2 separate regions of the Mus musculus genome follow, and region 2 is linked to region 1. A link is a loop called in an ENCODE intact Hi-C map of the cell type or tissue named here. Cell type or tissue: left cerebral cortex. All regions are shown on one strand. Each heading gives the region's core, and the rest is flanking DNA. Links, peaks and the distances in the headings are about the cores only.

The links. Peaks named below come from ENCODE experiments on the same cell type or tissue, not always from the same donor. Only the 100,000 strongest peaks of a DNase experiment are listed, where the experiment ranks them.
Region 2: a loop joins it to region 1, with 5 times the contacts of the local background. A loop is called at or near these places in 3 of 42 quality-filtered maps.

The regions. Positions count from the first base shown.
Region 1 is chr10:31,734,545-31,751,205 of GRCm38, reverse strand. Nkain2 (Na+/K+ transporting ATPase interacting 2) reads left to right here. Exons shown (of 7, transcript NM_001013411.2): 5 at 4,644-4,704. Among named protein-coding and RNA genes, the nearest start is that of Rnf217, 130 kb to the right of the region's middle. In left cerebral cortex, for the core only: CTCF peaks have their summits at 8,607 (motif pointing left) and 12,235; DNase peaks (open chromatin) are centred at 8,598 and 12,304.
Region 2 is chr10:33,696,889-33,713,549 of GRCm38, reverse strand. No RefSeq gene overlaps it. Among named protein-coding and RNA genes, the nearest start is that of Sult3a2, 77 kb to the left of the region's middle. In left cerebral cortex, for the core only: a CTCF peak has its summit at 9,940 (motif pointing right); a DNase peak (open chromatin) is centred at 9,941; H3K4me3 peaks cover 207 bases; H3K27ac peaks cover 312 bases.

The DNA of each region.
Region 1 (16,661 bases), core at 4,655-12,654:
GCTGCAAGAGCCTGCCTCTGTCATTATTGTCCAGTGGCTTCACCTGCTCGGGAGAGCGCCTTCCAGGCCCTAATAGCCTTTTCATCTGATTCAGAACTACTAAGAACTGGCTCCTTGAGCTCACCTAGTGATGAGTATAGGCTCCTTCTCCTAAAAACCTCTGCTGATTGATCTTTTTTCTTTTCTTTTTCCTTCTCCTTCCTTCTAATCTCTCCCCAGGTATTCTTACCTGACCTAAACTTTTCCTCAGGTTCAAGACCCTTGGAAAGGCCTGTATACTTATTTTGTGAACCATATTTTCTCTTTGCTCCTATTCTCTCTCCCCGCTTTACTTCTGATAGATTGTCCTGAACTTCATCCAGAATCCGCCCTGCCTTAACCACTTGATAACATGTGAAAAGGAACAAAAGGGCTTCTAACACTAGAGAAAGTTCAAGGCCAAACATACCTTATAAAGCTATTTTCCACTTTACTTCTGATAGACTGTCTTGAATTTCCTTAGAAAGTTCAAGGCCAGGCTTACCTCGTAAAGCTATACTTACGGGTTACCGCCGTTCCCCAGCTGAAAAGTTCTGAATTCATGCAGTTGAATCCTTCTTAACAGTCTGCTTTACGGGAACCTTTATTACCGCGACCCGCAGTTCTGGTTCTGGAATGAGGGATCTTCCTTGCGCCAGTCCCGAGTTTTTTCTCGTCCCGGAATTCGGCACCAATTGTTATTAGACGCGTTCTCACGACCGGCCAGGAAGAACACCACAGACCAGAATCTTCTGCGGCAAAGCTTTATTGCTTACATCTTCAAGAGCCAGAGTGCAAGAAGCAAGAGAGCAAGAAGCAAGAGAGAGCAAGAAGCAAGAGAGAAGAGAAAACGAAACCCCGTCCCTCTTAAGGAGCATTCTCCTTCGCCTCGGACGTGTCACTCCCTGATTGGCTGCAGCCCATCGGCCGAGTTGACGTCACGGGGAAGGCAGAGCACAAGTAGTCATAAGATACCCTTGGCACATGCGCAGATTATTTGTTTACCACTTAGAACACAGCTGTCAGCGCCATCTTGTAACGGCGAATGTGGGCGCGGCTCCCAACACCTTGTATCCCATATTCTCCCTTTTTTTTCTGAAAAGTTGCCTGTCCATACTAACTAAGGAGTATGAGGTTTTGGTCAGTTTCATGTGTTGCTTTTGAGATTGATTTTCTTAGCTTTTACCATGAGACCCTCTTCTCCAGCTGGGTTATTAGAGTCACTTTGTACATCTGTACATATGTCAAGACACTTGAGTGACCAATCCTCATTTGTGTCTTCCAAACAAGCCAATAAATTTCCTTCTGACCCAAGTAGAGTATGTTTATTGGGTTTTCCTATCAGACCTTTGATCATCATGGGATGTTTGCCTTGACAGTTTCACATCTTTTGGGTGGGGGAAGGTAACAAGTACTTCCTTACTTTGGAGTCTTTATCATCAGGTACTCATAAAATTACTAGACTGAAGGTGTGGCAAGTTCACAGGACATATAGTAGAAAAAGCCAGAATGGTGAATTTAGGGAGCAATGTCAGGAGACAAAGGCTAAAGTGACAATAAATCAGAGCTTGTCAAAGGACACAGAAAACCAAGACAAACAAAACAAAATACAAAATACCACCAATGTTTCAAAAGCAAACAAAATACTGACCAAAATGACCTTAGGGTTCTGAAAGCAAGCAAACACATCCAACCAAAGCAAAATGTTTTCAAAGCAAAGAAAGAGGTTAAAAAAAAAATCAGATACTTTAAATAAAATACTTTGAAGACAAATGTAAAGGGTATTTGTCAAAGTAGGATTCTTCTTAACAGCTCACAAAAAAACGAAATGGACCACTGACCAAACCAAGGGAGGTCAGGAGTCCTGAAAAGAGCTCCCCAACAGCGCAGAGGAAATAACACCAGATGGCCTGGACTCAATGGGTCCACATAGATACTGATTTCCATATGGGTGATTCCTTCAGTGAAAATGAATCATTCGGGCTGGACAGATGGCTCAGTGGTTAAGAGAACTGACTGTTCTTCCGAAGGTCTTAAGTTCAAATCCCAGTAACCACAAGGTGGCTCACAACCATCCATAATGAGATCTGACACTCTCTTCTGGTGCCTCTTAAGACAGCTACAGTGTACTTAGATATAATAATAAATAAATCTTTAAGACAGAGTTAGAGGGGCCAGCCATAGAGAGCAAAGATCTTGAATTCAAATTCCACAGCAACCACATGATGGCTCACAACCATCAGTACAGCTACAGTGTATATGTATGTGTATGTATATGTATGTGTATGTATATATATATATATACATATATATATATATACATATATATAATATGTATATTATATATAATAAATCTTTAAGAAGAAAGAAACAAAGAGAAAAAGCAAGAAAGAGAGAGGAAGGAAGGAAGGAAGGAAGGAAGGAAGGAAGGAAGGAAGGAAGGAGAGAGAGGGAGAGAGAGAGAGGGAGAGAGAGAGGGAGGGAGAGAGAGAGGGAAGGAGAGAGAGAGGGAGGGAGAGAGAGAGGGGGAGGGAGAGGGAGAGAGAGAGAGAGAGAGAATGAATCATTCTCTGGGTCTCATGTTGTGGCACCAAAACTATCAGCACAAAAACTACATCCCTCATCTAAAGGGAATAGAGATAGTTTATTCTGCAGCCATTCTGAGTGACTTTGACTTAAAAACATAGATTTAGTTTGCCCGAAATTCCATGTCCCAATGTGGAAACAGTTTCACCAAGCTCTTATGGTTTCATAGAGCAGAGAAAATTATAAATCATGGCAAGTTTAAAATCCATAAGCACGTATACCAGAGAGGCAGGTACATCAAGGCAGGGGAAACTTTTCTATAGGCTCAAGATGCTTTCTAATGGCATCCTTAGGCTTTCCGCTGGTAGAAGATAGTTGCCTGCCTAGCCAATAGATTCCAAAAAGTTATCTGTTGACCCAAAATGTTAATTGTGACAGGGAGGGTGGCAATAGGTTTGTTAACTGGGATCTGTGCTCACGTATATTAATGCCTGGCTGAGATGTCACCAGGGTCGCTGTCCTGAGAACATACCTTTTACTTTCACATCTGTGTTAATTGCTACATTATTGACTATATATAGGCAAGTTGAGGCATCAGTTTAGATGGCCATCCATAGATGGATAGATAGAGAAAATGAAATACACATGTCATTTGCAGAAAAGTAGATAGACCTGAAATAAGTTTTTAGAAAGCCACTGAGAAAGATAAATATTGTATATTTTTCTGTCACATGCAAACTCCAAATTTAAGTATATATTTACATAGGCATACATAAATACACATAGGACATGAGAGTAGAAAGGATGAAGTTAGAGGATGAGGAAAAGATTTACGAAGTGGAAAGGGAAATATGAGAAAGAAAGATGGAATATCTTCTCTTATTTGCACAAAGAATCTAAAATTACATATTACATATGTAATTATAGGAATATATATGTACGTATATATTACTATAATTACATATGTTATATATATATATATATATATATATATATATATATATTCCTATATATATGCACACACACACATATATGACATGAAATCAGAAGGGAAAGCATTTGAATGGAGAAAGAAACAGTAAGAGAAATGAAATGTAATGATGGTGGGCATTGGGAATATATAAAAGAACAGGGTATGAGGATTAATTTATATGAAAAATCACATAATGAAACTCACTGTTCTGTATAATAACAAAACATAGAATTCAACAAACCTGTATTGCTTCTGCTATAAGACACTTATCAGTAAATTACATCATTACCTCCTATCAGAACTAAGAATTTAATTAAATATTCCTCTTATGAAAGTATACAAAGCCATTCAAATCTTGAGGCTTACGTGCTAAATGACTTTGCCAGAATTCTTTATAAGTTCACATTTCAATAAACAAGGAATTTTTCTGTGAGACATTCCGGAAATTTGGTAGGGCAGGTGCAAACCCAAATTCAGAGTGTTCCTACAATCAGTCTTTCTCGAAAGTGACCAATTTCATCTGCATCTCTGTCATCATAATTCTGCTTAGAACACCCTGGTTACTGCTACGTGTTTCAATAAGATTTTCTCCAGCTTTCAAGGAGGCTGTGCGACACACAATGGAAACTCCTTGGACTCTGCTGATAGTTGAGAGGAATTCAGTTTTAGAAACCTAAGCCCTGACTTCAAGGAAAGTCTAATATAAATGTAAGTGTAGAAGCTTTTGGTGTTGTCATTTGCCAGCACTCAGGAGGGAGAGGCAGGTGGATCTTTGAGATCAAGACTAGCCTGTTCTACAGAGCCCAGGACTACTCTATCTTAAAAAAGAAATTAAATCCATTCATGAATGGCTATATTTCTTTTCCAGTCTTTGCACCTGAAATAATTGCTTTATATATAAATAACAATTAGCAAATCTTACACATAAACACCAGAGGAAAGATAAAGCAATATATGTGTCTCCTAGGCAGATGAATGCCGCTGAAGTCAAACATCCATGAAAGAGTCAAGATTCAGTGAAGCCCAAATAGAAACCTAACCGCTTGTCTTTGAAATACTGCTCCCCCAGGGAAGTCAGACTCTCTCGCCTTTGTGTAATTTCTAAAGCTTGTGTGTTTTGTTTCAGCTGGCGGGCTTCATCTATGCCTGTTATGTTGTGAGATGTATAACTGAAGAAGAGGACAGCTGTAAGTATTAAAGCTCTACCCTGTGTCTTTCAAGTTCAAAGCTTCCTCAATGCTTGCTTCCCAGCTCTCCTATCTCAGAGACAACACCCCTCAAGACCCCAGCAGAATAGGAAACAAGTCGTTAGTGCCCATCAGGATATGCCAGTCTTCACAAAAGAATCAGCATATTAAAGAAACAAAGGAGCATTCATTGTGAAAACATGCATTTCCCCTTTCATTGAAAGTTATTTCAAAAAAATCTCTTCTTAGAACAATTCTAGTAGAGAATATAATAGGAGATTAGAGACAGACCTGAATTCTAAAAGCAGCTAATGTGAATATTTTCCTTTGTCACAGTTCAGTCGTTGTGTACAGTGTCAGTTTCATTGAGGACTACAAATCTTGACAATCAATAATTGTTGATAGTCCTTAAAACTATACCAACAATTGAATAACTAGTAGAAACCAATTGATATAACAACAATAGGTATGACATGACCTGAGATGGCATGACATAAGATGGTATGACTTGATTAAGATATGATATGATATGATATGATATGATATGATATGATATGATATGATATGGCATGATCCGGTATGAGACAATATGATATGGCATGATCTGGTATGGCATGGCATGATGTGGTATGTTAAGAACTAGCATGGTATGTATGATATGACCCATGCTAAAACATTTTGAGTAGTGGGGCAGGATGTGGTTGGATACTATGATAAGGGGAAAGGAGGAATCAGGTGGATTTCTAGATGTCTTGTATGAGTAAATGAATACATAGCAGTGCTTCTTAAGGAAAGTAGAGCGGGGAGACAATAATCACCTGAGTGTGGACAGCTTGATTGAGATGTAAGAGAAGATATGCAGTAAGTTATTGTCATATACACAAAAGCCTTAACAGAGATTAGGGCAGATAAAAGATAGGTAAGGTTTTATATATATGGACCTATCAGGCTATGTAATCAGCCTCCATCCAAAATAACACTTTTACAAAATGCTTATGCCCATTTAACAAGGCTAAAGACAAGAAAAATTAACACTGAAGCACCAGAATGCTTATTTATACACTGACATCCCTGGGAGTGGTCCAATAAAAAAGTGTGTTCAATTTTTCCTCATCGAGTTTCGTTTGTATAGTACTAGGCAGAGTTTCTCTATACTCACAGTTCCCCAGGGAAGAGCATAGCATTGTTCTGAACTGTCCCATAGGAGAAATAAAAAGGGTAGTCTTGAGACACAAAGTAAAAATGTTGAAACACAGTGAGCAACTTCTGAGGCATCATAAGCAGATGGTGGATTGACTGGTTTCTCTAAAAGGTACTGTGCCTATGAGCTAAGGAGACAGCTCAGTGGTTAAGGTAAAGTGTGCCTATGAGCTAAGGAGTCAGCTTACTGGTTAAGGTAAAGTGTGCCTATGAGCTAAGGAGACAGCTCAGTGGTTAAGGTAAGTGTGCCTATGATCTAAGGAGATAGCTCAGTGGTTAAGGTAAGTGTGCCTATGATCTAAGGAGATAGCTCAGTGGTTAAGGTAAGTGTGCCTATGATCTAAGGAGATAGCTCAGTGGTTAAGGTAAGTGTGCCTATGATCTAAGGAGATAGCTCAGTGGTTAAGGTAAGTGTGTCTATAAGGTAAGAAGACAGATCAGTGGTTAAGAGCACTTGCTGCCCTTACATATCGCACCTGGATTTGATTCTTAGCACACACACTGCTGCTAACAACTGTATGGAACTCTAGTTCCAAAGGATTTGACTCCATCTCCTGCCCTCACCTGACACTGCATGGGTGTAGCATGTAAACAAAAGACTAAACACCCTTACACATTAAAAAAGGAAAAGATGTACTTAAGCTGACAGATAGCTCAGTGGATGATCCCTAAGACTCACTTGGTAGGAAGAAGAGAGCAAACCTCACATGTCATTCTCTGACCTCCACACAGAGATAAATTAAATAAATGTCGTTTTTAGAAAGTTGTGTCCCTGCAAAATCATTGTTTACAGTTACTGTTAAAGCAATGGTTTAGAAATATCTAAAATCCCAAGATATTTTAGAATGAGTCCAGAATACTTAAAAACAGCTAGTGACATTTTACTGATGTTAAAACTTCACTTTATAGAAACTAAAATAAGAATAATATAAGTCCCAAAATATAGAATCCTTGTATTAAAATTCTTAATATGTCAGAAAATACAAATTATAGGGATGTTGTCTTAGGGAATTCTGTCCTAAGTAAGCTTTATCAATATCATGTAAATCCAAGGAGATCAGAAGTTTCCAACATCTTTTAGATAGATAAATCTTATGCCACCATATCTAATAAAATGCTTCCACAAAACTTCGGAAAGTAATGTCTTTTATCTATTTTGTTACCTCCTTATTCCTGCCTTTATTAATCCAAAGGGTAAGAAACTATATCCTATACAAGTTTCCTCATGGTGATCCGAGAACTCAAACTGTTTGTCTGGCTTTCCTAAGCCATTAGCATCAGGTTTAGACTCTGACAGGCAAAGCACACAGCCCACAAATGTGTGTCAAGGCTGCTTGCATACAGTGACCTTTGGTGACTTCTAGTTACGTTTATCTGTGGTGATTTCCAGCAACAGTTAGGAGTGTTTACAGAGTAAACTCTTAGCTAGCATTTCTCACACTACGATCATTGTCTTAGTCTCTTACCATGTGCTTATCGAAAGACACTGACCAGAAATCTGACTTCTAATAATCTTAAGTAAAGAGGAGTTGAAATGTTTGTCCAACTTTGGGAATAAAGAAAATTATTTTGACCCTTATTTTTAAGAAAGCCAACAAAAACAACAAAAGGGGGTACTCTGAAAGCAAGCCTTGAAGACTTAAGAAATCTCTGATGCTTGTGCAACACTGAAGCTTCCACAGTATCTTTTTAAAGCTACCTGCTTGTCAAATTAGTTCTCTCCATCCCTAGAGGAAAGTTTAGGTTCTGTAACTTGTGGTGAGAACACACTGTAGAGATAAGGACAAGGTTATGGCTACCGGGTGAATAAAATAAGCTTGCGGAGGATCTGAAAGTGAACAGCTCTGTGCTCAGTCTTCAGAGTACCCAGCAGAAGTGAGACGGTACTTATACCTTCAGCATGTTCTACCTGCATCTCAGTTCCCCAAATAATGACGCTGAGATTTAATAATATATGAATGAATGCCTATGCCATAAGCTTTGACTCATTCCCCAAATATCTCATAACTTAATTAATCCATTTACTGTATTATATGAATGCCACGTTGCTGGTTACCTCTTCTCAACTTCATGCATCTGTGTCCTCAGTGTTTGAACCTCTGCCAGCACCCAGAGTTCCTATCTCCCTACCAGAACTCCCACCCCCTATTTCCTGCCTCAGCTAATAGGCCATCAGCCTTTTACTGGCAAGTGATGCTTCCAAATATTACACAAAGAGATTCTCTCTACAGGGAGAGGCATCAACTTCCAAGGAACCATGAACCATGAGCATCAACACAAGTTAGACTCCATAAAATAGTAAGAAATCATTATTCAAATAGAGGGTACTAGACTGCATAACACGGGAGAGGAGGGGAGATTGAGAGGAGGAATTAATATTTCAGGCTAGCCTCACACTTACTATGTAGCCAAGATGACTTCAAACTTCTGATCTGATTCCTCCTCCCAAGTGCAGGGATTATAAGTATGCAATGTTTTTGCAATGCTGAGTTGAGCTCAGTCTTGTGTGTGCTAGGAGAGCACTGAGCCTACCAAGCTTCATGGCTAGCCTTATAACAGATCCACTAATACAACATCTCTCTGCAGTGAAAAGCTTGAACGGGAACTTCTCTGTGCTTGACCCCATAGTCAAAACCAGAGCTAAAGCCTGGCCAATGAGCTGACCGCATGAACTCACAGCACACCACTGCCACCTGCTGTTCACACTACAATATGACATCAGGCAGCATGTTCTGTTTCCTATGAATCAGTAGAGCTGCCATGAGAACACACCACAGCGTCAACACCTTAAACAACAGAAACTTATTCTCTCCCAGTTCTGGAAGCTGAAACTCCAAGATCGAGGTGTTAGCACACATATTGTCCTGAGACCTCTCCCTGCCTTATATATGGTACTTTTTCAAAGTCCTTGTGTACCATATTCTCCATCTCTTTCTAGTTATTTTTAATAATTTCGAGCCAGTTAGACTGCAGCACTGTTCTGATGACTGTGTGTAACTTTAATTGGCTCTTTAAAGGCTTTGACTCAAATTTAAGCCTTCTATTTATAAAATGAGGGAGCACAAATCAAGCTATACCCCAAACACATACATGCACACACACATACACAAGCACATATGTACATGCAGAAGCAGGCAAGCATGCGTGTACATGTGCACGCACATAATATGCTTTTTTAATGTATAAGTGTATTTATGGAGGGAAGAGTGGAGGTGGCCTCAGATTAGAATTTTTGGGTAGTAATGCTGCCCAGCATGGCAGCATCTTCACTACCATCAAGCAAGAAATCCCGACACTTTCAACTGTAACATCATCTGCTTTTAGATGAAAAGTTCCACACCAAGGAAAACTAAAAGCAAAGCATGGACTGTCTCAACCATTTGAGCACAGTGGCCCTTAGAACACACATGTTTGTGTTTGTTCTGTCTTAAGAGAACATCTTGTCCTTTTAAGAACTAAATGTTGGTCTCTTGCAAATACCTTAGAGTGGGCATCCTCACTATGCTCTTTACAGCCCAGCTCCCCTGTCTCTGACCATAGCTTTATGGCCCCATGTCTCCTCCAACCAGTTAACACCCCATATTTGTTCTTGTTTACAATCTTCTATAAAAGAAATTAAAGTGTCTGGGATCACTGGTCTTCATCCTTTTTACCATATGCATGGCACTTTTCTCTTGCTTAGACCCCACCCCCTGATGCATAGCATTGACACTTTGTCACTTCAGTGACAATACTAAAAATTTACCTTCGAGTGTTACCTGCTATTAAAAGATCTTTATAGAAAATATCTACAGTCTTTAAGAGGGAAAAAAAAAGTCCTTCAATACATGACTTCTCCATTTTCATTAGTTTCTTTCTTAAAGTAATTTCATTAGAACAAAGTACATGCATCCATTTTAAAGTACCTTTTTCTAAATACTTTATCCATATCTATGGATTCCTTTACTTGTAGACTCAAAATGGCAGATAGAAAATATTTGGGGAGAGGGAAGAGTACATTTGTACAAACTATGGCCAGATGTGTTGTCCTTGTCAAAAGTTACAAAGAGTAGATAGATAGATAGATAGATAGATAGATAGATAGATAGATAGATAGATAGATGATAGCAACTGTTTATTGAACAGAACATTTACACTGCATTGGATAATACAATCCAATGCAGTAATCCAAAGATGACTGTGTCTAGTGCAGGGTGTGTGTAGATTATATATAAACTCTGTGTCATTTTTTTTCTAGGATACCTAGGAAATTGTAAGTTTTAAATCCACAGGAAGTTCCTGGAATCCCCATGGCTACTATAAAAAATGACTATGGTTACCACCTTACCTAATAGAGACACAATGCCTTTTCCAGATGTTATTCAATATGAAAATCACCTAGGGAAAAGTTGTGGACTGTCATAACCTAAGGGACTTAGTCTGAAATCAATATTGGAAAATGAATTCTAGCTACTTAAATTTGAAGTTAGACACATACAAATGCCCACCAACTAAATGCAAATGAATAAAGCCCTGTCCTGAATTCTCTCAAGTCAAGGGGCCTAGGGACAAAAGTCACAATCAATTTATAAAATCTTTCTTTTGAAAAAGAGAACCACAGAAAAGAACTCACTGCTTTCAGGATAATTTTCTATTACTTTTTTTTTTTTTGATTTTTCTTCTAAAGTCTGCTGGCCTACTCTGTTTATCAAACTACATTCTGTATGTTTTGAGCATGTCTCCAGATGGCCAGTGTCACCGGGCTCGATGGTAACTGTTTGAGCATAGGAACTTACTATGCAGGGGATGTACATGGAACTATACACTGCCCTTGAAACATCATACTTAATCTTGCTTGTAAATGAATAGAGGTTTATACAGAAATCACAAAAAAAAAAAACCTACAGATAAACAAAATAGTAAGAGGAGAGAAAATCGAACTGACCCTACAATGAGTCCTGATCATCAAGTGACATGTTGGCATATAATGTTTCCTGCTTTCTGTTCTGATCTTTCTTTTATCAACTGTCCTGCCTCCCATCTGTTCTTGTCTCCTTTCCACCCTTCCTTCCTGCTTTTCTTCCTGTCAGTCATCCATCATGCTGCAAACATCATTGTTCAGGTCATGCTATACACTGTGCTTGGTAACCTGAGTTTTCTTGTTATTTTAAATCCCTCCCCATACATAACCTCAGAAGTGGTATCAAGCAGTTCAGAAAAAAGTACAGCATATATATGCCTGCTTGGCAGGTGAAGGGAAAGAAGAATAGCCTGTTTTATTTACAGACAGACATACTCAAACAATCCAATGAAAGATGCATAGCTTATATATTTGGTCATCTCTTTATAACAATAATAATCTTAGGGAGTTGACAGATTACCAAGTGAAATAACCTTGTCTTTATCTACCAATTTCCAATCAGACCAAAACTCATTATTTTTCCTTAACTCTGAGCAACATCACATATTATTAAATGGGAAAGGTCCAGATATTGGAGGCCACTAACATTTAGTTGTCTTGTGCAGAACCATAGTTGGGTCATTGCGAAAGATATCCCTTCCTCCCTCTTGATCCTCTCAAAGCACAGAAATTTAGAATTTTAAGGTCCTTTCATTTTCCCTAAGATTCCTTTTCTTTGCAGTAGATGGTGGAAGGATACAGGGTCACTCTATGTAGCCCTGGCTTGCTCTGTAGACCAGGCTAGCCTCAAACTCAGAGATCTGTTTGCCTCTGCTTCCCAAGTGCCAAAATTAAAGGTGTATACAGCCACCACTAAATATCATGATTTTTTTTAAGCTTTGAAATAATAGAAAAATGATGCCTGCTGCTCTATTTCAACACCTATATTTTATAATCTTCTGAAAAGATTAGATCACTGATCTTCCATAATCTAGGGCATTAAAGCTGACTCTGGATAAAAGAGTGTTGGGGATGCTTTTGGAACCCACACATGTCTCACACACTGGAAGAAGACACAGTATGTTTTTGAAACATAAGGAGTTAACCAATTGATTTTACAAAAACATTTCTTGGAATATAAGACAGACAACACAGATAGGTGACATCACCTTAGACTTCAATTGATTCTAAGCAGTTGAAACACTAAGTATACTAAGTCACCTTTTATAATTTTCAAAGCAAGTGGGGAGGTTTTGCCTTGTGTGAAAATAAAAGATTGAGCATGTGACCTGTGTGTGGACAGATGAATACATTATGCCACCTATGAATCACATGACAGTTCCTCTCAGTGACAGCCAAGGTCTAGAGAGCAGTAATACCTGCCTCTTTACATTTCCTCCAAAATCGGCTTGCCCAGGTCTCATCTCTTTCTCTTGCATTGCTCCTCCTGTGGTGACTTAAGGAAAACACACCAGCTTTGTTTCTGAACTTAGATTTTTAAAATAAAAGTAGAAGCTGATTCTTCGACAACCATGTCTCATTTTCTCCCCTTTCTCACATTATCTACTCTGTTATGCTAGATAGCTTCTTATTCATACAAACACACACAGACGCCCACATCTTTATGTATATTCGTCTTTATGTAAATCTAATCTATCCAAGTCAGAAATATGACAGGAAAGAAATGATTCATTTTCTGTGAAGACTTGGCTTCTAAAGAATAAATATAGAGGCAACAGCATTCAGATAAGCACAGGAGATTTTTATCCTAGGCATACAAAATAAATATTTCCAGCAAAAAATATTGCTGGCACCAAGAACTTAAATTAACTAGTAGAAACAAAGAATAGGGCAATTGTGTTAACCAACCTCAGCAGAGAAGAGTGCCTGAACATATGAATGGAGAGAGAAGAGCAGTGTCATTAACAAAAATAATTTGAAGGAAAAAAAATCTTCTATTTGATTATTGTGGGCCTTGCAATAATGTAAACAATACTGCACTTGTGGTAAACATAAATGCTCTATACCTCTTACCACACATAAAATAATGGCATAGGAAAGAGAGGAGTCAAGTTGAAAAAAAAATAGACTTTTTGGCTCCAGCATTTTTGTATACATGTTCATAAAATAAAGTTGCTTGGATACCTAGTCCCACTTCCAAAGAACAAATAGCAGCAAGACAAAGGACTAACTCGGAGAAAAACCCTCTGGACCAGATACATGCAGAGAAGATGATCTTGACAGCTAGTCTTCTGATGGATGATGTTGGCTGGTGGCCACAGTATCACATCCAATTATGCCTGTTCTTAAAGTGGAAAAGAAACAGTTGAATGATCTTAGCCATCTCCTTCTAGACAAAAGGGCTGAAAACACAGCATCTCTGAGGACACCCCTAAAAGAGAGCTTTGTTACTAAGTGACCCTGGATCACCAGGGACATTTAATGCTCTAGGTAGCCTCTGCTCTACAAGGTTAGTATTGTGTGGAAGGAAGTAAAAGAGAAACAAACTTGAAGCTCATGGGAGGTACAGTTTAAATAATAGAAAGTAATTAGGCTGAAGACAACAATCAGTGATGGCATTTTATAATTGCGATTAATTTAAAGGTTAATTTCCTTTGGTGCAAAAAATCTTATTTAAACGTTTACAAGGAAAGGAAATTAGGATGTTACTATCAAGAGGCTTAGAATACTTCTGGGAATTTATGTCAATTATCAATTGGAAATTAGGTTATGTCTGTAGTAGGAATTTCAATTCAGTAGGAATTAAAGTTAAAATTATATATATATATATATATATATATATATATATATATATATATATACATAATAGGTGGCACCCCAATCTTCAAACCAACAAGGTTGGGCTGGGGCAGACAGTGTGACATTTGCATTTGTTTATTTGTTTGTTTGTAAGGATTAATTATAAATGTTTCTAACAAAGGAGTCTAGTCTATACATGAGCAATCCTGACAAAAAAAAGAAAATTGGATATGGATTGCTGCCTTTGTAACTAATGAAGTTGTTTCAGTTCTTTCAAGAATTACCATGAATGAGGCTGCTGAGGAATGGCACAGGTACACATACATACTCCAACATCACTGAGTTAAAATGAGTAAGAACCACACTTCAGTGAGTTCCACACCTGCCCAGCCTACCCTTGTCTGGGTTCTGCATTGATCATTACTCCATTTTCCCACTGAGAATAGTCAGGCCTCAGGTTTCAGAATGCTGTAAGCAATCATCTTTCTGTATCCAGAGAAGATGGGCTCCAGGATTCTCCAGGGATCTATAGATGCTCAAATCTCTTACATAATATGATGTGGTACTTGGACATAACTCTAGCATATTTTAAATTATCATTATAATGCTTAATACAGTGTAAGTTGTTACATGGTATTTTTAGAAAATATTTACACAAAAGAATGTCTTCATACATTCAATACAGATATTATCTTTTTCCTGAGTGCTGTCAACCCATGTTTATGTCTATGAATGTGGAATATGTGGGGGCTGTGTGTATATGTGTGTGTGACAGAGAGAGGGGGGGAAGAGGAACTCATCTTCCAGTGAATTTGCTTAATAACATAGCTGCATAATAACTTACATCTAAAAATAACTAAATTATTAATTTGGTCCTTTAATGTTGCCATCACTACCACTAGTGTGCAAACCAATACCACAAATAGGAAATTATGCAGAATCATAGAACTATGAGCACTATTAGCAGCCCCATGCTTTAATTCTCTAACTTTACAATAGAGAAAAGGGACACTGGGGTTGTGCTGCTGGAGTAGAATAATCAAGGGAAGCAGAAATAAAACCAGAATTAGTATCTCTGGTTCTAAGTACCATTTTCTCATCACTGCACTATGGTACTCCTGTATTCTTCCAACAACTGTTAAACAGCCAATCTGTGCACATTGTTGTGTATGAAGCAAGAAACGAACAAATACCACCTTTACCTCCATGATGACTGTAGTCCAACATACAATGCTCAGGAGAAACAAGGATGATAACAAGGCATCAGGTGCACCCAGAAAAAGAAAGCTGAGTACCATGAAATGTAGTTCAAGAGACTCTCATGTGCTTTGGAAGACAGAAGCATTATTTCCCCAGGGAAATGATATTCCAGCTGAAATTAGAAGGATAAATCACAGAGACTTATACAGTTGAATACAACTGAATAAAAATAGATATGGGTTTTTAGAAGGTTTTTTTAAAAAAGATTTATTTCTTTTATGTATATGAATAAGTGCACTTTAGCTTTCTTCAGACATACCAGGAAAGGGCATCAGATCACATTACAGATGGTTGTGAGCCATCATGTGGGTGCTGGGAATTGAGCCCAGGACCTCTGGAAGTCCAACCAATCCTCTTAACCACTGAGCCATCTACCCACCCTAGATATTTCTTTTTTATTAGATATTTTCTTCATTTGCATTTCAAATGCTATCCCAAAAGTCCACTATACTGTTCTCCCGCCCTGCTCCTGAACCAAGCCACTCCCGCTTCCTGGCCCTCGCATTCCCCTGCACTGGGGCATAAGATCTTTACAAAACCAAGGACCTCTCCTCCCATTGATGGCTGACTAGACCATCCTCTGCTACATATGCAACTAAAGACACAGCTCTGGGGGTTAATGGTTAGTTCATATTGTTGTGCCTCCTATATGGTTGCAGAACGCTTTAGCTCCTTGGGTACTTTCTCTAGCTCCTTCATTAGGGACCCTGTGTTGCATCCACTTCTGTATTTGCCAGAAACAGGCATAGCATCACAAGAGAGGGTACTGTCAGCAAACTCTTTCTGGCATATGCAATAGTATCTGGGTTTGGTGGTTGTATATGGGATGGATCCCCGGGTGGGGCAGCCTCTGGATGGTTCTTCTTTCCATCTCAGCTCTGAAGTTTGTCTCTGTAACTCCTTCCACGGGTATTTTGTTCCCCATTATAAGAAGGAACAAAGTATCTACATGTTGGTCTTCCTTTTTCTTGAGTTTCATGAGGTATGCAAATTGTATCTTAGGTATTCTAAGTTTCTGGACTAATATCTGCTTATCAGTGAGTGCATATCATGTGTGTTCTTCTGTGATTGGGTTACCTCACTCAGGTTGATATCCTCCAGATACATCCATTTGCCAAAGAATTTCATAAATTCATTGTTTTTAATAGCTGAGTAGTACTCCATTGTGTAAATGTACCACATTTTCTGTATCCATTCCTCTGTTGAGGGGCATCTGGGTTCTTTCCAGCTTCTGGCTATTATAAATAAGGGTGCTATGAACATAGTGGAGCATGTGTCCTTCTTACCGGTTGGAACATCTTCTGGATATATGCCCAGGAGAGGTATTGTGGGATCTTGCAGTAGTAATATGTCCAATTTTCTGAGGAACCGCCAGACTGATTTCCAGAGTGGTTGTACAAGCTTGCAATCCCACCAACAATGGAGGAGTGTTCCTCTTTCTCCACATCCTTGCCAGCATCTGCTGTCACCTGAATTTTTGATCTTAGCCATTCTGACTGGTGTGAGGTGGAATCTCAGGGTTGTTTGGATTTGCATTTCCCTGATGATTAAGGATGTTGAACACTTTTTCATGTGCTTCTTAGCAGTTGAGAATTCTTTGTTTAGCTCTGTACCCCATTTTTATGGGGTTATTTGAATTTCTGTAGTCCAGCTTCTTGAGCTCTTTGTATATTGGATATTAGTCCCCTATCAGATTTAGGAGTGGTAAAAATCCTTTCCCAATCTGTTGATGGCCTTTTTGTCTTATTGACAGTATCTTTTGCCTTACAGGAGCTTTGCAATTTTCTGAGGTCCCATTTGTCAATTCTTGATCTTACAGAACAAGCCATTGGTGTTCTGTTCAGGAATTTTCCCCCTG
Region 2 (16,661 bases), core at 5,773-13,772, 2.0 Mb before region 1:
ATGCAAATTAATTTCTTTGCTCTTCAGTTTCCTTATTTGTCACACAGTGACTAGAATATATTTTTAGAAAGTGTGAGGAAATGATACATTTTATAAAGCACTTAAGATTTCTCCCTACCAGGCATTGTCATAAATAAAGTCATAAATAAAGTGTGGGCTTTAGTTGTAGACTTTCTTTTGCTGGCTCTACCACTTGTTGACTATATTTGCTACAGAGCAAATTATTTAACCTTTATGAGGTTCTGTTACTTCATTGATAAAATGGGGTTGCTAACTACCACAAATATTGTTTTGAGATTCAATATTATATTTAAAATCCTTACCACATAATTAGCATCTGGCAAATGATAGCCATTTAATAAGTCAAGCTAGGGAAAAGTATAATGTATTGACCTTATGAAATCCAAAACATCAATGAGATTTAAGTCAAAGTCTTTAGCTGTAGTTATCAATGACCCACAGTAAATGATAAGTATAATAATTCTAAAATGAGAGCCAGAGTCACAGTATTTGCCTAAACTAGTGAGTTTTTAAAAATGTTTTAATATTCTGAAATTTTAGAGCTATATTGGAGGCCTGGGAGGTACAAGGGAAGGCAGCAGTAGAGGAGCTGTTTTAGGGGTGTATGTATAAGGGCCTTTATATTTTTTTGATGAGAAAGAACTCTTTTTTGTTGTTATGTTTTAAGACATCTGTGTATCTCTGGTGGTCCTGAAACTTGCTCTGTAGACCAAGCTGGTCTTGAACTCAGAGAAGAGATTTTCCTGCCTCTGCTTCATGAGTGCTGGGACTAAAGGCATGTGTTACCACTGCCTTCAAAAAAGAACTCTTTTTTTTTAATTTCTTTATTATTATATCTAAGTACACTGTAGCTGTCTTCAGATGCACCAGCAGAGGGCGACAGATCTCATTACGGATGGTTGTGAGACACCATATGGTTGCTGAGATTTGAACTCAGGACCTTCGGAAGATCAGTCGGTGCTCTTAACCACTGAGCCATCTCTCCAGCCCCAAGAAAGAACTCTTAATATGAAAGTAAAAATTGATTAGATTATTCAGCAAATGATGGTGTCATGCCTTTGAAATGCAAGTGCTATGTCATTGAGCCATATCATGTCTCCATGCAAGTTTCTTAAATTTATATAAGCACACATATAAAAATATATTATAAATCTATAAAATAATAAATAAATATATATAAAATATTCACACATGAAGATGGTGTGGGGAAGAGAGACACTATGATTCAGACAGCCCCAGATGGCTTTGCACTGATCTTCTTGTCTGCCTACTAAGTGCCACAATTACAGGTGTTTACCACCATGCCCCTTTTATGTGGTGCTAGGGATCAAACACGGCATTGGGCATGCTAGGAAGGCACCCTACACTTTTAGTTCAAGTATAGTTTAAGATTGGATTTGTTTATAAGTCAGTTATATTCATTAAGTTTTCAACTAAAACCATTTAATGAAGTTTCATACATAAAATTAGAATGGTAGCTGGAAGCATTGAAATGCTTTAAGTGAGGGCTTAATGGGCTATCTTAGAAGGAACAATGAAGATTTTGTTGCTGTGAGTGATCTGAACTGTGTTGACCTGGCCCAAGGGGTTTCAGTGTAGAATAATTTCATTATGTGGCCTAGAGACTATTTTGTAGTATTTTGGTGGAAGATGTGCCTGATTTTTGCCCTTGTCTGAAGAGTCTGCCCGAGTACAAGGTGAAGAGACAAAGGAAGTCTCAGAAATACCCATCATAGACTTTGTTCTCTGATTAAGTCTCATGAAGAGCATTTTAAATAAGCATAGCAAACTGAGAAAGGGAAAATATAAAATATATGGTTCAAACATTGAAGGGGCACCACGAAGTGAGATAGAGCCGAATCCTGTGTTCAAGGATATTAAACTGAATTAAGGGAGTTAGTGGTCTTGGGGCAAGATCCCACCTGGCTATATTTAGCTCCAGGCATGGCAGTATAAGCCTTTAATCGAAGGAGGCAAAGATAAGTTGATCTCTGAGTTTAAGACCAGCCTAGAATATGTTCTAGATGAAGAAAAACTTAAACCCAAGCTTGGTGAACCACATCTTCAATCCCAGTGTTTAGGAGGTAGGCATACTGATCTCAGAGTTCAAAGTCAGTCTACAGAGCAAGTTCCATGACAGATAAGTTTAGACAGTGAAGGATTTAGAAAACAGAAAGATGGTGATAACAAGGGGGCCATGTTCCAGCCCCAGGAAGCAGCAGAACTCAGCAGTTTTGGTCGTTTGGCTCTGGCTTTATAGTGAAGAGGAGAAGCAGACTACGGAGACAATTGATGTTGGTTAGTTGGAGCAAATAAATCAGTGGTGATTAAGAAGAGACCAGCATCATTGAGGTGAAATCTTCTGGGATGTTTTCTGAGAGCACAAAGAAGCTGTGTTCCAGACATAGCCAAGGTTGTACCTTATGCTGCAGCTGGACTTGGTAATGTTGTAAGAGTCACCCAAATAGTAATGGTTTCAAAGGTATGAAGGGTCATGAAGAGCAGCTGAGGCTTGGCACTATTAGAAGCCATGGAAGGCCATTGGTGAAGGTACAGCCTCAGTTGCAGTTGACTGCCCAGAACTGAAGGAGTCATGCAAAGAATGTGAGGCTTGATGCCATGAAGAAAGCCTATGGAATGCTATTGGTGAAGCCTACTTAGTTGTAGCAGAAGGCTCCAGCATACTACCATGGGATAGTCACTAAGAACAGCAGCAGCAGTGGAGTGGATAAACCTGAGCTTAGAGTGCTATAGAGGGCAGAGCTGGAGAAGATACACCAGCCCTTTGGAGGAGCCCAGAATATCATGTGTGAATACCAGACATTGAAACAAGAAGGTGTAACATTGAAGTTCCCTTGGAAAGCCCAAGATTTTCAAGATGCCAGAGCCATAGGATATCGCCTGAGGAATGCGGCTAACAGGGAGTGGAACCAGCCCAGGAAAAGAAGTTGTTGCAGTCAACATAGATAAAAGGGAGTTGGAGATCTGAAAACTGCTTTAACATCAGACATGGAGATGCAGAATTTGGAGTTTGCCCAGCTGGTTTCCTGTCTTGATTCAGGGATTACAGTTAAGTGATGGGATGGTTCCGAGAAACGACTTTGGACTTGTAACATTTTTGATACTGCTATAGACTATGGGGACTTTGGAAGTTAGAATAAATGTACTTCTTTATTATGCTATGGCTATATATGGCTTCCATAGATTCATGTGTTTGAACAACCCTTTGGGGGCCAATGAGTGAATGTTGTGGTTTGAATATGCTTGGCCTAGGGAGTGGCACTATTTGGAGGTGTGTCCTTGTTAGAATAGGTATGTCACTGTGGGCTTGGGCTTTAAGACCTTCATCCTAACTGCCTGGAAGTCAATATTTTGCTAGCAGCTTTCAGATGAAGATGTAGAACTCTCAGCTCCTTCTACACCACGCCTCCCTGGATGCTGCCATGTTCCCACCTTAATGATAATGAGCCTGTAAATTAGCCCCAATTAACTGTTATCCTTATAAGAGTTGCCTTGGTCATGGTATCTGTTCACAGCAGTAAAACCCAGACAGAAGTAATGCAATTTAAGTGTACCCCCATACCGAGTGTACTGGCTAGTTTTGTGTCAACTTGACACAGCTGGAGTTATCACAGAAAAAGGAGCTTCAGTTGAGGAAATGCCTCCATGAGATCCAACTGTAAAGCATTTTCTCAATTAGTGATCAAGGGGGAAAGGCCCCTTGTAGGTGGGACCATTCCTGGGCTGGTAGTCTTGGGTTCTATAAGAGAGCAGGCTGAGCAAGCCAGGGGAGGCAAGCCAGTAAAGAACATCCCTCCATGGCCTCTGCATCAGCTCCTGCTTTTTGACTTCCTTGAGTTCCAGTCCTGACTTCCTTTGGTGATGAACAGCAGTATGGAAGTGTAAGCTGAATAAACCCCTTCCTCCCCAACTTGCTTATTGGTCGTGATGTTTGTGTTGGAATAGAAACCCTGACTAAGACAAATTGGTACCGGCAGAGTGGGGTATTCCTGTGACAACCTGACCAAGTTTTGTGGAGGACTGTGGAAGGACTTTGGAACTTTGGCCTAAAAGATCCATTTGGTATTAAGAGCTCTGTCAGATGTTGTGTAGGAGCTTGGAAGATAATGTTGAGAACAGTGCAGATGATAGAGGCCTGGCTTGTGAAATTTCAGAGGGAAAAATTAAAGACTCTTTTCAGGGCCATTGCTATTTTGGAGTTTGATTATTCTGTGGTTCTGGTAAGATGGGGCTGAAGAATCATCTGTGATTAACAAGATACCAGAACTACTAAAGCAAAATCTTTGCATTACTGGGACTATTGATGCTGGTTAGCTGGAGTTAAGAAATTAGCAGTGATTAAGAAGAAACCAGCATCATTGAGGTCACATCTTCTGGGAAGTATTTTCTGAAAGCACAAAGAGCCTGTGTTCCAGAGATAGCCACGGTTTTACCTCGTGCAGCAGCAGAACTTGGTAATGTGTAAGGGTCACCCAGGTGGTACTGGTTTTGAAGGCATGAGGGGTCACGAATACCAGCTGAGGCTCAGCATTGTGAGAGGCCATGGAAGGTCATTGGTGAAGGTGCAGCCTCAGTTGCAATTGATGGCAAAGGACTGAAGGTGTCATGCAGTGTTTTGGAGATGCCAGTACCATGAGATGACCACTAGGAGCAGTAGCAGTAAAGTACAAGCATCTGGAGCCTAGAGGATGATGCATGTGCTACAAAAGGCACGGCTGGAGAAGTGACCCAAGCCCTTGGAGGAGCCCAGAAGATCATGAGCTGGATCCCAGACATTGGATGGTTGGAGATTGATTTTTGCTTTTGATTGTGACTGTGCCCTGATATTTTCCCTCTCGAAGGAAGAAAATATTTTAGTGATTCTCACAGTTAAGAGACTTAATTGTAAAAAGACTTTGGATTTTAAAAGATATTGGACATTTTAAAGGGATTGACTTTTAATATGTAAAGACTGTGGGACTTTTAAAGTTGTTTAGATCTTGGGGATGAATAAGAAATTAAGAGTTGAGGCTTACTAGTGATGTGTTTGTGTGTCAAGTTGACAAGGGGTCAATTGTACTGGCTAGTTTTGTGTCAACTTGACACAGCTGGAGTTATCACAGAAAAAGGAGCTTCAGTGGAGGAAATGCCTCCATGAGATACAACTGTAAGGCATTTTCTCAATTAGTGATCAAGGGGGAAAGGCCCCTTGTAGGTGGGACCATTCCTGGGCTGGTAGTCTTGGGTTCTATAAGAAAGCAGGCTGAGCAAGCCAGGGCAAGCAAGCCAGTAAACATCCCTCCATGGCCTCTGCATCAGCTCCTGCTTCCTGACCTGCTTGAATTCTAGTCCTGCATCCTTTGATGATCAACAGCAGTATGGAATTGTAAGCTGAATAAACCGTTTCCTCCCCAACTGCTTCTTGGTCATGATGTTTGTGCAGGAATAGAAACCTCGACTAAGACACTGAGATACCTTCACTCTTTTTGCTCCTTACCCTCCCTATTAGTTTTCTTTATATTTTTGGCGCTTTTCTTTATTTTCAAAATCACCACCACCACCACTACCATCATCATCATCATCATTTTGAGGCAGCAGGATCTCTCTGGTAGCCTTGGCTGGCCTGGAGACCAGGCTTAGTCTTAAACTCATAGAGATCCACCTGCCTGTGCCTCCCACATGCTTGGATTAAAGGCATGTGCCACTATACCCAGCTGTATTTTTCATGTCAGCTGTACATATATATAAGCTATACATCTCTATAAAATCTAAGATATACAATAGAGGAAAAAAGTGGTATTTGTGGTTTTGAGCCCTGTAAAGTAATAAGACAGAAAGAGAAATTAAAAGGATAAAAATAAAAGAAGTCTAAGTATCCATATTTTCAGATATGCTATAGCCAGCTTACTACTAAGTCATGACAATTAGAATTTTGTAGCATTTCTAACATTGGTGTCACTTCTGAAGCACTGCTATCTGCTTCCTAAACTCTAGCAAGTTTACCTATTTCCAGCACATTCCCAATAGAGAATCTCTTTTGCATACCTTCATTGTTTTATTCTGCCCAATATGATTACTTCCTAATTTATTAATGTGAAATCAAGTAGTAGTTATCAGAAGTTAGCTATGATGTTACTATAGCAACCCTACCAGAGTGCACAAAGCAGCATAAAAAAAAATCATTCCCTCTAAGCAATTGCTATCCTCTGTGGTATTTGAAAGGCAGAGGGATGGAGTCTCTCAGTGGATAGGCACTCTCTCTAATATGTGGGCCAGTGTAGAAATTAAGCCATCACAAATGTAAATTAATTGCACTACAAAGGAACAGTGTCTAAAAAGTAATAATGTAAGAAGCCAAGATCAGAGTTGGCAGGGAAATAGTCTTCATTCTTTCCTGAGAAGCCATTCACACACACACACACACACACACACACACACAGTGTGTGTATGCATATGTATATATAGAAAGTGTGTATTTTTTATTTGCATACAATTATGGTCCATCTTTCTTCCAATAAGTATATAAGGGAGCTGAACATACTAAGGGGATGGGGGCTGGAGAGATAGTTCACCTGTTAAGAGCACTTGTTGCCCTTTCAGTGGACCTGAATTGGATTTCTAGCACACACATGGAAGCTCACAAACACTTGTATCTCCAGTTCCAGAGCATTTAATTCTTTCTTCTGATGTGGGCACTAGGCACACATTTGGTATGCATACATACATACATTCATACATACATACATACATACATACATACATACATACATACATACATATAGGTAAAATACTCATATACTTAAGTCAAAACATTTTTTTAAAGGATTCATTAAACTGGATCCAAAGAGAAAATAAAGCTCAAGTGAGAAAAAGCAGACATGGAGTAATAGAATACCAGGCAGTTAATATGGATATTGACAATAGTTTTGCAAAATAATTCTAAAAAAAAAATAGTGGGGCAGGTGTGGTGGCACATGCCTTTAATCCCAGCACTTGGGAGGTAGAGACAGGAGGATCTCTGTAAATTCTAGGCCAGCATGGCCTATGTAATAAGTTCCTGAACAGCCAAGGCTATATAGAAAGACCCTATCTAAAAAAGAAAAAAATAATAAAAGAAAGAAAGAAAGAAAGAAAGAAAAGAAAAAGAGAAAAGAAAAGAAAAGGAGACAAATCACAAAACTCAGTATTACCTAAAAGGGGAGCATATGTTCTTTAACAATAGTAACAGAAAGACTAGTCATAATTTAATGGCACTTTTTTTAAAAAAAATCTGAGAAATAGAATAGTTATACTTTTTAATTCTCCAGATAAGATACAAATGAATTTTCTAAGTTACTATTGAAAAGTTTATATGGAAGCTAGATATCAGAAAAAACAGAACAGCAAGAAGTCATTACATATGCAGCCAGTCAAGATGTGGCTCTGGCAGTTCTTTTTATGGGCTTAAGTGAATCCTAACATCCTTGGGCCCTTGGTCTCATCAGCTATAAAGGAAAAATGCCTGCATCCTCAGAGACATCTTTGTGAGGATAAGAAGTACATATTGAGTGATAATATAGTCTTCATTCCTTTCCTATTGCTGGAATAAAACATTATGAACAAGGCAAGTCATAAAGTGTTCAATTGGAGGCTCACAGTTGCAGATGGACAGAGTCCATGACCACCATGGCCACAGGCATATAAGAGAGGTACTAGAGCAGGCACTAGGAGCTAACACGTTGATACACTAGCAAGAGGCAGTGAGGGTTAACTGGAAATAGCATTGGGTTTTGAAACCTCCAAGACATACCAGTAACACACCTTCTCCAACAAGACCACACCTCCTAATCCTCCAAAACATTTTTACTAACTGGAGACTAATGCTCAAACTTATAAGCCTATGGGGGGCATACTAATTCAAATACTATAAATTTGAGTACCACAAATACCATGCAAATACCTATCAGTATTATAAGTACATTGGTAACTACTATTCCACTTTAACTTAATTTTAGGATATAAGGCTAAAGATTATTTTGACTGACAGTATACTAGTACCAGGATTTCAGTAACAAATGTATAGGATGCTTAGTTTCTAACAACACATCTTACTACTTAGCTTCTGAAGAGAAAACTTATAATTTTGGGTCTTATAGCATTGTGGTATCTAAGCTCAAGAAATTCAGGGCTGAAGAATAGACCCAGGCAGATCCAGGCACAGCCAGTAGCTAAGAATGTCCGGCCATAAAAGATAAAAAAGAGAGTGCAGGAACTAGCCAGGGCTATCAGGACCAAATGGCCATCTGGCAGGATGGCGCCTCCCGGGTGGCACCTCCCTATAGCCCACCATAAATCATACACTGACCAGGTGTCCTGCTGACCTCGAGAAGTCCAAGCCCTTGTGCCTCCCTACACCTTAACTAGCACGTACTGCCCTGTTAATTTGTAATCACCTCGCCGACATTTAAATAAGCCAATCATGTGTAACCACGCAAATTCCTTCGGCTCCCTCCCTTTTTGGTTTGTGGTTTTTGCTTTTATAAGCCTGTAAGAAGTTTGGGCCGGGGTCGAACTCCCCTGCCCACTGTGCGGTGCATGAGTTTCGACCCCAGCATGCTGGCTTGAGCTCTCCTTTGTTGTTTGTGTGTGTGTGTGCCATTAAAAGCCTCGTGTTATTACAACGAGTAAGGTCTAAGTGTCCTACAGGGTGCGCGCCTCCCCGAAGAGGGACTCCCCACAGGCATCTTTCACTTCCAAGTATTCAAACTTACATGGGTTCAAGCCAGACAAAATTCCAGCACTCAGAGGTAAACACAAAGTCCCACCTCACACAAAGAGGATCCTTGTAGTTGATGCTTACTGGGAGAGAGGGGGTCATTTTTCTCCAGTTGAACGGCACTTGGTGTATCAGCCACACTTAGGGCTGCCATAGAGAATGACCAGTGCACCGGGCAGTGGTGACACATGCTTTTAACCCCAGCACTTGGGAGGCAGAGGTGGGCAGATTTCTGAGTTTGAGGCCAGCCTGTTCTACAGAGTGAGTTCCAGGACAGCCAGGGCTATACAGAGAAACCCTGTCTCGAAAACCCCCCATCCAGATACTGCCCCACTTGGATCCAACCCATAAACAAGTATCAAACCCAGACACTAGGCAGATGCCAACAAAAGCCTGCTGACAGGAGCCTGATATAGCTGACTTCTGAGGGCCTGTGCCACTGCCTGGCAAATACGGAAGTGGATGCTCACAATTATCCATTGGACAGAGTACAAAGTCCCCAATGAAGGAGCTGAGAAAGTACCCAAGGAGCTGAAGGGGTCTGAAGCCCCATAGGAGGAACATCAATATGAAGTAACCAGTACTCCCAGAGCTCCTTGGCACTAAACTAACAATCAAAGAAAACACATGGTGGAACTTCTGGTTCTAGCTGTATATGTAGTAGAGGGATGGCCTAGTTGGTCATTAATGGGAAGAGAGGCCCTAGGTCCTGTGAAGGTTCTATATCCCAGTATAGGAGAATGCCAGGACTGGGAATGGGAGTGGGTGGGTTAGGGGAATAGTGGAGGGGAGGGGATAGGGGATTTTTGGAGGGAAAACTAGGAAAGGGGATTACATTTGAAATGTAAATAAAGAAAATAATAAAAAAATTTAAAAAGAAAGAGTTCAATTATCACTTAATTATACATCAAAGACCTCTCATCTCCATGTAACTTTGAGGTATTGGGAATTGATTGACCGAGAACATTTAAATTGGGTCAGAAGCATGGGCAAAACATCTTCTTTTAATATAATTGTTGCTCCTTAAATACTTGTAATCTGGTCACTTTATAAACTTAAGAAAAGGAAGATTATAACCTTAGCCACCCTGTTCCCTCTGGAATTTGGAGTGTGTATGCAGTCATATGTGAAAATGTAAGAGCAAGTAGTAGTCACAAGAGTGTCCAGCAGAGGGCACTCTGAGGATGAGATGACAACACACTGGGAAAAATATCATGAGTTATGTAAAAGGTTTGTAAAATTGTTATCGTCGTCTAAACAGAATTATCTAGGTAAGAGCTGGATGATAATTGATAGACATTTTACTAGCATATCAGACAGTGCTAGGAGCCAAGTATGAAGGTCCTTGCATTCACAGATCTCCAGAACAAAATAAGAATGTTAAGCACACAGGATTGTCTTTCCAATGGGAAAGATGTAAACAAACAAACAAACAATAAGTGTATATGAATAAGGAGTTCGATTTATGGAGCTGGCATGAGTTAGAGTGAAACCATGATTTCTGAGGGTGTAGGACTTGAAGTCTTGGAGTTTCTCAAGGGCTTCTCTGGTCTCAGCCTTGGAAGAAACCATTGATTTGAATAATTTACCATCTATGCTTTCAAGATGGAGTTTATGAATAGTCTTGATTTACTGTAAGGATTTTTAAATGGACTCAAAAGCACAACAAAGTCTCCTCCATAACCCAACTCCAACAACAGCTAATATTTAACTGTTTCCAAAAATTGCACTGACTGTATTTGAAGGTAAATCACAGACATGGTATTATTTGACATGCAAATAATTTTATTTACACGAAGCACTTTCTAAGAGTTGAAAATTCTGATATGAAAGGAGATCTTCAGTGTGAACCCTGCGGAGGGTGCCAAGGTCCCCAGAGGACTCTCCACGCTGCAGGCGCCCTACCACACCCAGGACCTCAGGATTACTGGTGAGTGGAACGCAACATCAGTTCCAAAGAATTTCAGAGGGTCTTGTGCCAGTAGGAACAGGGATAAAGGAATCCCGCCTGACCAGAGGCTGGAATTCTTTACAGTTGGGGCCAGCCCCGTGCCATCTTCAGTGCAAACCTGGCAGAGGGTGCCAAGGTCTTCAGAGGACTCTCCATGCTGCTGGCTCCCTAGCACACCCAGGACCTTGGGATCACTGGGGAGCACTTAGGCAGCAGAAGCAACAAAGCTTCTTGGACAGGGTCCCTTTGGGCTTTCATCCTCAGCCAGGAGGCAGAGCTGAGACCCAGGCCCCCAGGCACTTTCCTTGCCAGAGGAGAGTTGGCCTACAGGGAGGGCTCTGACCCCAGTACTCAGGAAATGGACCAGAGCTCCAGACTTCTGAACACCTTCTCTGCAAGAGGAGAGCTTGCCTGCAGAGAGTGCTCTGACCACTGGGACTAAGGTGAGAGTTGGACTCTCAGCAGTGCTGACAGAGGCTAAGAGAATCATAGAGGGAAAAGCTCCAGCCAGAGACAGGTAGAACATTTAACACCAGAGATTACCAGATGGTGAAAGGCAAACGTAAGAATATTACTAACAGAAACCAAGACCAATGGGCATCGTCATAACCCAATATGCCCACCACAGTGAGTTTTGGCTACCCCAACACACCTGAAAAGCAAGACTCAGATTTAAAATCATATCTCATGATGGTGGTAGATGATTTTAAGAAGGGCATTAATAATTCACTTAAAAAATACAGGAGAACACAGCTAAAGAGGTAGAAGTCCTTAAAGAATTAAAGGAAAACACTGCTAAGCAGGTAGAAGTCCTTAAAGAGGAAACACAAAAATCCCTTAAAGAATTACAGGAAAACACAACCAAACAAGTAATGGAATTGAACAAAACCATCCAAGATCTAAAACTGGAAGTAGAAACAATGAAGAAAAGCCAAAGGGGCACAACTCTGGAGATAGAAATCCTAGGAAAGAAATCAGGAACCATAAATTCGAGCATCAGCAACAGAATACAAGAGATGGAACAGAGAATCTCAGGTGCAGAAGATTCCATAGAAAACATGGACACAACAATCAAGGAAAATGCAAAATGCAAAAAGATCCTAACTCAAAACATCCAGGAAATTTAGGACACAATGAGAAAACCAAACCTAAGGATAATAGGAGTAGATGAAAATGAAAATTTTCAACTTAAAGGGCCAGGAAATACCTTCAACAAAATTATAGAAGAGAACTTCCTTAACCTAAAGAAACAGACACCCATGAACATACAAGAAGCCTAAAGAACTCCAAATAGATGGAACTAGAAAAGGAATTCCTCCTGACACATAATAATTAGAACAACAAATGCACTAAATAAAGACAGAATATTAAAAGAAGTAAGGGAAAAATGTCAAGTAACATATAAAGGCACTTTAACTTTTAGAGTTAAACCAGACTTCTCACCAGAGACTATGAAAACCAGAAGATCCTGGACAGATGTTATACAAACCCTAAGAAAACACAAATGCCAGCCTAGGCTACTATACTCACCAAAACTCTCAATTACCATAAATGGATAAACCAAGGTATTCCATGAGAAAACCAGATTCACACAATATCTTTCCATGAATCCAGCCCTTCAAAGGATAATAAAGGGAAAACACTAACACAAAGATGGAAACTACACCCTAGAAAAAGTAAGAAAGTAATCCTTCAACAAACCTAAAAGAGGACAGCCACAAGAACAGAAACCCAACTCTAACAACAAAAATAACAGGAACAATAATTACTTTGTCTTAATATCTCTTAATATCAATGGAATCAATTCCCCAATAAAAAGACATAGGCTAACAGACTGGCTATATAAACAAGACCCAACTTTTTGTTGCTTACAGGAAACCCATTGTCTTAGTTAGGGTTTTACTGCTGTGAACAGACACCATGATCAAGGCAAGTCTTATAAAAAACAAGATTTAATTGGGGCTGGCTTATAGGTTCAGAGGTGCAGTCCATTATCATCAAGGTGGGAGCATGGCAGTATCCAGGCAGGCATGGCACAGGAGGAGCTGAGAGTTCTATGTCTTCATCCAAAGGCTGCTAGTGGAAGACTGACTTCTAGGTAACTAGGGTGAGGATCTTATACCCACACCCACAGTGACACACCCATTACCACCAGGTCACACCTATTCCAACAAGGCCACACCTTCAGATGGTGCCACTCCCTGGTCCAAGGATATACAAACCATCACACCCACCTTAGGGACAAAGGCAGACACGACAAGAAACATTTTACTTGTTCAGAGTAAAAGGTTAGAAAACAAATTTCCAAGCAAATGGTCCGAAGAAACAAGCTGAAGTAGTCATTCTAATATCGAATAAAATCGACTTCCAACCAAAGTTATCAAAAAAGACAAGGAGGGGCACTTCATACTCATCAAAGGTAAAATCTTCCAAGATGAACTCTCAATTCTGAATATCTATGCTCCAAATACAATGGCAGTCATATTCATTAAAGAAACTTTAGTAAAGCTCAAAGCCCACATTGCACCTCATACAATAATAGTGGAAGACTTCAATACTGGACTCCCATCATTGGACAGATCCTGTAAACAGAAACTAAACAGAGACACATTGATACTAAAAGAAGTCATGAAACAAATGGATTTAACAGATATCTACTCAATATTTTATCCTAAAACAAAAGGATATACCTTCTTCTCAACACCTCATACTACCTTCTCCAAAATTGACCATATATTGGTCACAAAACAAACCTCAACAGATACAAAAATATTGAAATTATCCCATGCATACTATCAGATCACCATGGACTAAGGCTGATCTTCATTAACAACATAAATAATAGAAAACCAACATTCACATGGAAGCTGAATAACACTCTACTCAATGATACCTTGGTTAAGGAAGAAATTAAGAGATTAAAGACATTTTAGAGTTTAATAAAACTGAAGCCACAACATCCCCAAACTTATGGGACACAATGAAAGCAATTCTAAGAGGAAAACTCATAGCTCTGATTTCTGCCAAAAAGAAACTAGATAGAGGATACACTAGCAACTTGACAACACACCCAGAAACTCTAGAACAAAAGGAAGCATATTCACCCAAGAAGAGTAGACTGCAAGAAATAATCAAACTCAAGGCTGAAATCAACCAAGTGGAAAGAAAAAGAACTGCATAAAGAATCAACAAAACCAGCAGCTGGTTCTTTGAGAAAATCAACAAGATGGAAAAACCCTTAGCAAGACTCACCAGAGGGCACAGGGACAGTATCCTAATTAACAAAATAAGAAATGAAAAGGGAGACATAACAACAGAACCTGAGGAAATCTAAAACATCATAAAATTCTACTTCAAAAGCGTATACTCAACCAAACTGGAAAACCTGGATGAAATGGACAATTTTCTATATAGATACTAAGTACCAAAGTTAAATCAGGATCAGATTGATAATCTAAACAGCTCCATATCCCCTAAAAAATAGAAGCAGTCATTAATAGTCTCCCAACCAAAAAAAGCCCATGGACCAGATGGGTTTAGTGAAGAGTTCTATCAAACCTTAAAAGAATACCTAATTCTAATTCTCCTCAAACTACTCCACAAAATAGAAAGAGAAGGTACTCTACCCAATTCTTTCTATGAAAGAATTATTCTGATACCTAAACTACATAAAGACCCAACAAAGAAAGAGAACTTCAGACCATTTCCCTTATGAACATCGATGCAAAAATACTCAATAAAAGTCTTGCAAACCTAATCCAAGAACATATCAAAAATGTTCACCCTTCATGATCAAGTAGGCGTCATCCCAGGGATGCAGGGATGATTTAATATACAGAAATCCATCAATGTAATATACTATATAAACAAACTCAAAGACAAAACCACATGGTCATCTTGTTAGATGCTAGGAAAGTATTTGACAAAATCCAACATCCCTTCATGATAAAAGCCTTGGAAAGTTCAGGAATTCAAGGCCCAGACCTAAACATAATAAAAGCAATATACAGCAAACCAGTAGTCAACATCAAACTAAATGGATAGAAACTTGAAGCAATTCCACTAATATCAGGGACTGCCCACTTTCTCCCTACCTATTCACTATAGTACTTGAAGTCCTAGGCAGAGCAATTAGAAAACAAAAGGAGATCAAGGGATACAAATTGGAAAGGAAGAATTCAAAATATCAGTATTTGCAGATATGATAGTGTATATAAGTGACCCTAAAAATTCCACCAGAGAACTCCTAAACCTGATAAACAGCTTCAGTGCAGTAGCTGGTTATAAAATTAATTCAAACAAATCAGTGACCTTTCTCTACACAAAGGATAAACAGGATGAGAAAGAAATTAGGGAAACAACACCCTTCACAATAGCCACAAATAATATAAAATACCTTGGTATGACTGTAACTAAGGAAGTGAAAGATCTTTTTGATAAGAAATTCAAGTCTCTGAAGTAAGAAATTAAAGAAGATCTCAGAAGATAGAAAGATCTCCCATGCTCATGGACTGTCAGGATTAATATAGCAAAAATGGCTATCCTGCCAAAAGCAATCTATAGATTGAATGCAATCCCCATCAAAATTCCAACTCAATTCTTCACAGAGTTAGAAAGGGTAATTTGTAAATACACCTGGAATAAGAAAAAAACCTAGAATAGCAAAATCTATTTTTAACAATAAAAGAACCTCTGGAGGAATATCCATGCCTGACCTCAAGCTGTACTACAGAACAATTGTGATTAAAAAGTGCATCATTCTGGTACAGTGATAGGTAGATCAATGGAACAGAATTGAAGACCCAGAAATGAACCCACATACCTATGGTCACTTGATCTTTGACAAGGGAGCTAAAACCATCCAGTGGAAAAAAGACAGCATTTTCAAAAAATTGTGCTGGCACAACTGGCAGTTATTATGTAGAAGAATTCGAATTGATCCATTCTTATCTCCTTGTACTAAGCTCAACTCTAAGTGGATCAAGGAAGTCCACATATAACCAGAGACACTGAAACTTATAGAGGAGAAAGTGGGGAAGAGCCTAGAAGATACGGGCACTGGGGAAAAATTCTTGAACACAAAACCAATGGCTTGTGCTGTAAAGATCGAGAATTGACAAATGGGACCTCATAAAATTCCAAAGCTTCTGTAAGGCCAAAGACACCGTCAATAAGACAAAAAGGCCACCAACAGATTGGGAAATGATCTTTACCTATCCTAAATCTCATAGGGGACTAATATCCAATATATACAAAGAGCTCAATAAGCTGGACTCCAGAAAATCAAATAACCCCAATAAAAATGGGGCACAGAGCTAAACAAAGAATTCTCACCTGAGGAATACCAAATGGCTGAGAAGCACCTATAAAAATGTTCAACATCCTTAATCATCAGGGAAATGTAAATCAAAACAACCTGAGATTCCACCTCACACCAGTCAGAATGGCTAAGATGAAAAATTCAGGTGACAGTAGATGCTGGCGAGTCTGTGGAGAAAGAAGAACACTCCTCCATTGCTGGTGGGATTGCAAGCTTGTATAACCACTCTGGAAATCAGTCTGGCAGTTCCTCAGAAAATTGGGCATACTACTACTGGAGGAGCCAGCCACACCTCTCCTGGGCATATATCTATAATATGTTTCAACTGGTAATAAGAGCACATGCTCCCCTATGTTCATAGCAGCCTTATTTATAATAGCCAGAAGCTGGAATGAACCTTGATGTCCTTCAACAGAGGAATGGATACAGAAAATGTTGTACATTTACACAATGGAGTACTACTCACCTATTAAAAACAATTAATTTATTAAATTCTTAGGCAAATGGATGGATCTGGAGGATTTCATCCTGAGTGAGGTAACCCAATCACAAAAGAACACACATGATATGCACTCACTGACAAGTGGATATTAGCCCAGAAAGTTAGAATACCC